Regions from separate parts of the Mus musculus genome. Here all the other regions are linked to region 1. The links are chromatin loops, found by intact Hi-C in ENCODE. Cell type or tissue: heart. All regions are shown on one strand.

The links. Peaks named below come from ENCODE experiments on the same cell type or tissue, not always from the same donor. Only the 100,000 strongest peaks of a DNase experiment are listed, where the experiment ranks them.
Region 2: a loop joins it to region 1, with 4 times the contacts of the local background. A loop is called at or near these places in 9 of 42 quality-filtered maps.
Region 3: a loop joins it to region 1, with 5 times the contacts of the local background. A loop is called at or near these places in 5 of 42 quality-filtered maps.

Annotation. Positions count from the first base shown.
Region 1 is chr4:107,177,919-107,180,418 of GRCm38, reverse strand. Tceanc2 (transcription elongation factor A (SII) N-terminal and central domain containing 2) reads left to right here and starts at 2,053. Exons shown (of 5, transcript NM_025617.2): 1 at 2,053-2,181. Tmem59 (transmembrane protein 59) reads right to left here and starts at 1,789. Exons shown (of 8, transcript NM_029565.3): 1 at 1,502-1,789. The coding sequence starts at 1,690. In heart, a CTCF peak has its summit at 1,449; a DNase peak (open chromatin) is centred at 1,908; H3K4me3 peaks cover 2,490 bases; H3K27ac peaks cover 2,066 bases.
Region 2 is chr4:107,252,106-107,254,605 of GRCm38, reverse strand. It overlaps Lrrc42 (leucine rich repeat containing 42), which reads left to right and starts at 1,073. Exons shown (of 8, transcript NM_029985.2): 1 at 1,073-1,331. Hspb11 (heat shock protein family B (small), member 11) reads right to left here and starts at 703. Exons shown (of 6, transcript NM_028394.3): 1 at 611-703. In heart, a CTCF peak has its summit at 1,314; DNase peaks (open chromatin) are centred at 975 and 1,885; H3K4me3 peaks cover 2,500 bases; H3K27ac peaks cover 2,334 bases.
Region 3 is chr4:107,312,897-107,315,396 of GRCm38, reverse strand. It overlaps Yipf1 (Yip1 domain family, member 1), which reads right to left and starts at 1,034. Exons shown (of 10, transcript NM_145550.3): 1 at 935-1,034. In heart, a CTCF peak has its summit at 1,532; DNase peaks (open chromatin) are centred at 1,056 and 1,626; H3K4me3 peaks cover 1,865 bases; H3K27ac peaks cover 1,714 bases.

The sequences.
Region 1 (2,500 bases):
ATTCCTCTTACTCCCTGAGGTGAGCAAGGCAAGCCTTACACCCGTGACCCCTGACCTCAGCCTCCAGCAGGCTGTAATTTACAGGTGTCCATGACCATCCCAGCTCTTCATTTCTCCCAACTATTTATTAATTTCTAACTTAGAAATTTTAAGGCTAGCCGGTGCTGCAAGCCTTTAATCCCTGCACTTGGGAGGCAGAGGCAGGAGGATTTCTGAGTTTGAGGCCAGCCTGGTCTACAGAGTGAGTTCCAGGACAGCCAGGGCTACACAGAGAAACCCTGTCTCGAAAAACCAAAAGAAAGAAAATTTAAGGCTAATCTCAGTACAATCTTGTGGCGCCGTTTATGTTTTGCTTGTAATTGATGACCCTCAGATGGGTAAGGGGGACAAAATGCTTGAAGGTACAGAATTTACACTTTTTAATATCAAAGACAGGAAAGCACTTGTCAATATGGAACATTCTAAAGTCACTGGGACTGCCATTCTAGTCACTTTGTACCTTTAGAAGGCAAAGAGGGAGAGCCACAATGGTTAAGCAAATAGCATACAGAAGACAAGGCCAAAAAAAAAAAAAAAAAAAACCACGCGCATCAGCGAAAGCCCTTACAAAGCCAGGTGGGGAGGGGCATAAACCCTAATTATATATGGAAAATGAGTGGGGAGAACCACCAAGCAATTTAGAATGTTGAGTAAACAGAATTCATAAGAAACTGGAAAACAACTTAAGAAGGCAGAATTAAAGGCTAGGCAGCGGCTGCGGGCAGGGACCAGGGTTAGGGATCGGTCTCTCCTCTAGCTACACAGTATAGGTTTTCCGTAGGACAGTAGAATTTCCTGATCCACTCCACGATTCCTTATCTTCTGCACTGAGTGACGTTTATTTTACTTTATTGTTTTTTGAAGACAGACCCCCCCCCCCCCAACCGCCGCCTCACAAAGGCATCCAGTCCCTTGCGGCAGCGTCTCACACACACTCAACACAGACAGGAAGTCCTCCCTTCCACGGTGTCTGGTAACTACTGAGGCTGACTTCACACTTCAGACCGCAAAGGAATTGTCAAGCTTTCTCCGACTCGGGGAACACAACGCGCTTCGTCCCAGAGAGGCGCGCCATCAACCCAGACTGGAAGGCACTATTTTGTGCACGCCTGCGTCCGCGCCATCCTCCCCACCCCCGCGCTGCTAGTTAGGTCAGGACCTCGCGTTCATCCTCCATCTACCCTAGCAAGCGATCGCCTCCCTGGCGGTCCCGCGGGCTCCCAAGGGCTCGCCGATTCCGCACATTTGTGTCCCCCCCCCCAACCCCCAGCCTATCGCCGAGACCTGCAGCACAAACTTCCGGCAATTTCCGCAGGAGCAAGGAAAACTGCAGCTGCACCGAGTGGGCAGCGGCTGAAGCACAGCTTCACCACTAGGGCCCCGGCGCTGACCCCGAGGTGGAACGACGCGAGCTGGGGCACCGAGGGATGAGGGGAACTCGGGACGGATGGGCCCTGCCTACCTTCGGGTAGGTGTGCAAGGGGTAGGTCAGCTGACAGGCCCGGTGACAGGACGCTGTGTCTCCCAGGACCGAGTCAAAGGCTTCGGCCGCTGCAGTCCCCGAGCCTCCGGCCAGCGCCATAGTCAACAGCAGCAGCGGCGGGAGCCCCAGTTGGGCCTGGACCCAAAGCTTCCCCTTTGGCGCCGCCATCTTGTTCCCCTCTGTCACAGCAGCTCGAATTGTTGCTGTTTTCTTTTCAGGCTTTCTCCTTCTTCCGGGCCAGCCCCTTTCCCCGCCCCTCCGGCCCGCGCTTCCGCCTCCGAGAGCTCCTCGGCCCCGCCCCGGTCCGCCCAATCGGCTGCCTCCTGGCCGGTCTCTGGGACGGAAAACCTCTCGTGGGCGGGCTTGGGGACCCGGCCGACCATCTCAGCCTTGGGCTCAGAGCCGCGCCTGCCCCTTTCTCCGTGCCAGGCCGACTGGGGCCAGTAGTTCTCGGCGGCTTGGAGCGAGCTGAGGGGTGTTGCTTCCCTCAACCACAGCTTCCGCACGCCTCGCAGTGCGTTCTGGGAAGTGTAGTTCCTGCGGGTCACCAGCGAGGAACTGGGCCCCGGAAGAAGTGTACAAATAGTTACAACGCGCGGCCCGGGTGGAGGTCCCGAGGAGTCAAGAGACCAAACAGCGTAGGCAGGCTGATTTTCCCGGTGGGTCTCACGTCGAGCTCTGATTGGATAAGCCCTTTCCAGGCCTCCTAGTGCTGGGGCCAAGGCCTTGCTCGTGGAAGGGTTGGGATTCTCTGACACACAACACTGGTTTCTGAAGCAGCTTCTGTATTGCGCCGGGGTCTGGAGATGGTTGTTGTGGGCCTTAGAGTAATTCTTAGGATTGGGGCTGCCGCGGAGTGGGTGTAAAGAGGGGTTCACTGAGCCCAGTGGAACCCTAACTTCATCACAACTCAACCTGAACTGGAAAAGGATTTCAGAAGTCACCCCATTACCCCGGGTAGTGGAATCCAACTCCCTC
Region 2 (2,500 bases), 74 kb before region 1:
CTGGGTTTTACAGACAGGGACGGTGGATTCCCTACCCTTTCCCAGGGCCATTGATTTTCTCTTTAAATATACAGTGTAGCCCTTTCTGGTACTTCTTTCAGAAAACCTCTGGGTCACGTCCTGGGTTGATTTTCTCCTTGACCAGCACCTTTGGGTCTGTGTGCTCTTACATCTGCCTGCCCCAAATCCTTTCCTACAGCATCCACTGGTAGCTCTGGTGTAAATTTAAAACCGGTCATTCTCTTTCTCCCATAATGGCAGCCCGGACACAGTCCTCTCACCTCCAAGACTCAAATAATTTCAAATAACGTAAATGCACCCACATTGACTTTAAATATTATTCCTGTTTGAGGTTGGACCGTGCTGATAATGTGTTACGTTTGGCATATTAACTGTCATTTGTAATTGTTCTTCCTTCTGAGGGTCAAAGCATCATTTCAGGGCACTAAAAGTTCTTGGGGAGGGGGGCCTAGAGAGAGGCCAGGCCCTAATCACTCTGTTCTCTCCCAGCGACATCGCTGCTCCACCCGCGGTCACCCGCCGCGCGTCTCCTCACAACCGGTTCCTTCCCGCCCGCAACCCTCCGCCGGCCTCGCCACCGGGCTCCCACCTCTTCGGTGCCCGCCCACCGTGCTGCACGGACCCGCTCGCCTGGGCCTTGGGTAGCTCCGCGAAAGGACCGGGTCCGCTCGCGATCCCCGCCCGTCACGCCCCGCCCGGCCCTGGCCCCGCCCCGCCTCGCTTCGCTTCGCTCCCGCCCCGCCTCAGCCTCAGAGGAGTTCCCAGGCGCGCGCCCTGCGCAGCCCCGCCCCGCCCTCTCCTGGCAGGGGCTCCGCCTAGAAGCGCCACCTCACTTGCGCGTCTTTCCTCAGGACTACCTTTACATTGCATTGCCTCGGGGAGGTGGGGGGGCCTCCAAGAGATCTCGGGGGACATGCCCTCGCGCGGGCACGCACACGCACGGCCCCGCCCCGCCCCTTTCACCCTTCCTGCGACCGCCCGGCTTTCTCAGCTCGGCTGTCCCAACCCACTCCCGGCCCCGCCCCGCCACATGCCCCGCCCACTCCAGATCAGACCACGCCCCTCATGCCGGCCCCGCGCACGCGCGCCTACCCAGCCGAGTTCTTTTCCCCCCCCACCCCTCCCTGCTGGTACCTCAGTCCCGCGGCGCCAGGTCGCCCCCAGCCCCTCCCTCTTGCCACCCTCTGTGTGTGTCCCACCCTCACGGGCTTTGTGGCCTAGGTTGCCGAGCCGCTTCCCGGTCAGCCGCTCAGTGGAGGAAGGAGCCGCCAGTGAGGTGCAGCCGCTCGCTGCCCCGGGCAGGGGCACAGGTAGGTGGCGGCCGCGGGCCGGGCCGCTCGCCGAGCCTCAGGCAGCGCGTGGGTGCGGGGGCGGAGTGTGAGGGGCTGGGGGAGGGGAAAGGCCCTAGGGACGAGGTAGAGCTCGCGGTGGGAGGGGTGGGAGGATGAAGAGGTAGGGGTGCCTGAGGTGGGCTTAAGGGTGGGGTCCGCGGCGTCCCGGGTTAGACTGAGGGTGTGTGAGAATTTAGGGTTCTGGGCGGGAGAGGGAGCGGATTTAGCTTAGGTGGACTTGGGGAGAAGCTTGGGTGGGAGTGCCGGGAAAGGGGGAAAGAAAAGGGGTTGAGGAGTGCACCAAGGGAAGGAGCTAGGGTTGGAATAGGGGGAGGGGTGGGGCGGGGGGGGGCAGGGAAGAAACTAGTTGAGGCCGTGGATTGGGAAGTTGGAGATAGTGAGGCGTGAAGAAAGGGGAATCTGAAGGTTGAGGACGCAAAACCGGGAAAGAGATGGGGAGACTAGGGTGCTAAGAGGAACCTCGATGGTGAGAGGAAGACTCGTGAGGAGGGAGAGAAGGATGGGGGCTGGAGACGGGTCGCTAGAAGACAGGTGGAGGCGGGGTTGAGTCTTTTGAGGGGCACGGGAGAGTCTGGGATGTGAGGAAGATGGGTAGAAGATCTGGGAGTGAATGGGGAAGGTTAGAATTTGGGGGGTGGGGGACTGAAATTTTTTCTGTTTGAAAAGCTAAAGAGTGGGTAAAACTATCAAGATGTGGGAGAGATTAGCTTGCTCTTGGACAAAGTATGGGCCCGGATAGGACATGAGTTTCTGCAGTTTGGGGGAGAAGGCAGGTAGGGAAGTGGCAAGTTACAGGGAAAAAAGAAGTAGTGGGAAATTGAATAATGGCGGTGACACAGAACAATGAAGATGGATTGTTAGTTGGTTAGAGATACTTTGGAACTACTTTCTCTTCGGATTTCTTCCTATGTTAAGAAAAAGTCTTTAAAAACCACTACATTTTCAAATGAGCCAAAGGTGTCTGCAGTCTTGAGATGAAGGTAGTGGGTTGACAGATGTTTTCCTGGTGTGTGGATATGGCGGATTTCTGCCCTGGCAGAGTGAAGGGGGAGCGCTTCATCCTTGAGTGAGCCCTGGTTCTGTTTCCACCCACTCTTCCTCAGATGACCACTGTTTTTTACTATAGT
Region 3 (2,500 bases), 130 kb before region 1:
CAGGTCATACAACTTGATATTTATATTAATATAGCTCAGGAAGAGAGTTGGTATAGAGCTGAGCAGCCTCTCGGAGTTAAAGAAGAGGAGTGAGCTGGAGAATAAGGGAACTGCACCTGGGAATAGAGTATGTGACGGGTGAGAACTGAACACAGGAGAGTCGAGAAGCACTCAGGACTCTGTGAGTGGATGTCCAGCCCAGCCTGTGATCAGGACATCTGTGAGCGGAATCCACCCAGTGCAGGGAAGAACCATCCAGAGCGACACTGGACAGCCTACAGAGGAACCGAAAGCTGGTGTGGTAGCTCATTTGAATGTTTGCCTAGCAAGTACAAAGTCCTGGGTTCAATACTCAGGACCTACAAAATCTGGTGCATGCCGGCGATCCCAGCACCTAGGAGACGGAGGCAGGAGACTGAGTAAGTTTAAGGTTATCCTAGACTATCTGGTGAGCTCGGAGACCATGAGTTAGAAGAGTGTCCTATCAACAAAAAGAGACTGGCTGCGGGGGACACTCGCTGCCGCGTGAATGTTTAGGGGCCAGATGCAGCCTGGAGATGGAAGAAAATGGAAGGGGAGCCTAGGGTTTGGGAGAGGTGGTGGGGAAAGCATTCCAGTGCAGCCGGCTTAAGGTCCCAGACAGACCTGGGTTTGAGTCCCGATTCTGTTGTTTCTCTGCTGTGTGTGCGCTCCTTGAGGCTCCCCATCTGTAAAATGGGTTCGTGAAGGTGTCTAAACCATTCTATAAGGTAGTGCGTGTAAGGAGCTTAGCGAAGAGCCAGGCAATTAGTAGCTCTTAACTGTTAGCGACCCTGCAGTCAGGGATCTAGGGATGCACAGACAGGGTTTGGGTGGTGGTGGGGGATGCTTGAGCAACAGAGGACAGGGAGGGTAGGAGATTCCCCAACTGACCCAGAAGCCCTGACGCCCTCACCTCTCAGGAAGAGGTCCAACTGTCCAGGAAAGGTTGGGGCCTGGGATGCTCTGCACTGGTAGCCGGTCAGTCCAATCCCGGAAGCCGGAGATCCGGGGGAGGGTGTTAGATTTCTCCGCCTCCTCCGGGCAGAGCACCGCCTCCTCTCTTAAAGCAAACGCGGTCACCCAGCGAAGACTCGGAAAACGCGGAAGACACCGGAGCGCCAAGTAACTCGGTGCTGAGTCCCGCCCTCTCGGTGGTCTTAAAGAGACAGGCGAAGTGGGGCGAATTCTCAGGAGTTCGGGAGTGTTTTACTCATTGTTTATACGTTTTACTTATGCAAAGAGAAAAATGAAAAAGAAAAAGAAAATAGGTCACCAGTTCCTGGTTTCTCTGGCCATGAAAACTTAACCAGCGAGGAAGGCACCATAGCAGATGGCTTGTGAATCAAAGAAGTTCTTTTGTCACTGTTCACAGAGGGCTGGCCCCTCAGCTGTACCACCTAGGTGTCTGACAGTCACCTCGAAAACAGCAGGACTTAACAACATTGGCATAGTCTGGCAAGCGACCTTGTGGTTTGCTTCCTACCTGGACCTCCAGGCTTGGAAAACTGTCTCCCCCTGCCCATAGGGGATGCTATCGTCTCCTCTGGGACTCCTGTTGCTCTGCTAATCCCCTGGGCTTCACCCTGCTTTGGCAATGCTTGCCTGAATTCTGTTTGCTTATCTTTGCCAGCCTGTGAACACTGAGAACAAAAAGATCCGGAATGGTTCTAGTCTCCGGGTGGCCAGTACCAGCCAAGGCAGTAGCATACAATTACTGTTCACAGTATTCTATCACGGACTGAAAGGGTCCCTAGACAGTTTTTGCTGTCTGGGAGGGAGCAGTGTAAACAGCAGACACTTGATTCACAGCTCATACAAGGAGACCAGTGTCTTTAGCTTCACCTGCAGGGTACTTCCAATTTGACTTCTAACATACTCTGAATATCAGTCATGATTGATAATGTTTTTTTTTCTTTTTAAAAAAAGAGTTGCTTATTTATTTTATGTATGTGAGTATGCCACTGTCTTCAGACACACCCCAGAAGAGGGCATTAGATCCCATTACAGATGGTTGTGAGCCACCATGTGGTTGCTGGGAATTGAACTCTGGATCTCTGGAAGAGCAGTCAGTGCTCCACTGAGCCGTCTCTCCAGATAATGTTTTCCTAACTGGCAAGCTGTCAGGTGTAATAACACACATTAGTTAATATAATTCATATGGAGGGGCTTTGTCTATGCAGGACCTCCAACTCTCAGAACAATGCTGCAAACCCGAGGGGGGCGCCCTTATTATATAAGGGGGTAACTGGGCTCAGAGTGCATGTGGAGCACTGTTGTTGAATGTCCGGAATGAACATCAGCTTATGAACTCAGACGTGCAAGCATGCCCAACACCTCTTCTGTCTCACATTCGCTCATTTGCTGCTAACCTCACCCCCACTGATCTTACTCCAGCTACAGACCCTGAGAAAAGGCCACCCCAAATGCTCGCTATGGGCTCCTCATCTTCTTCATGACCAAAGCAACTTGGCAGGGAAAG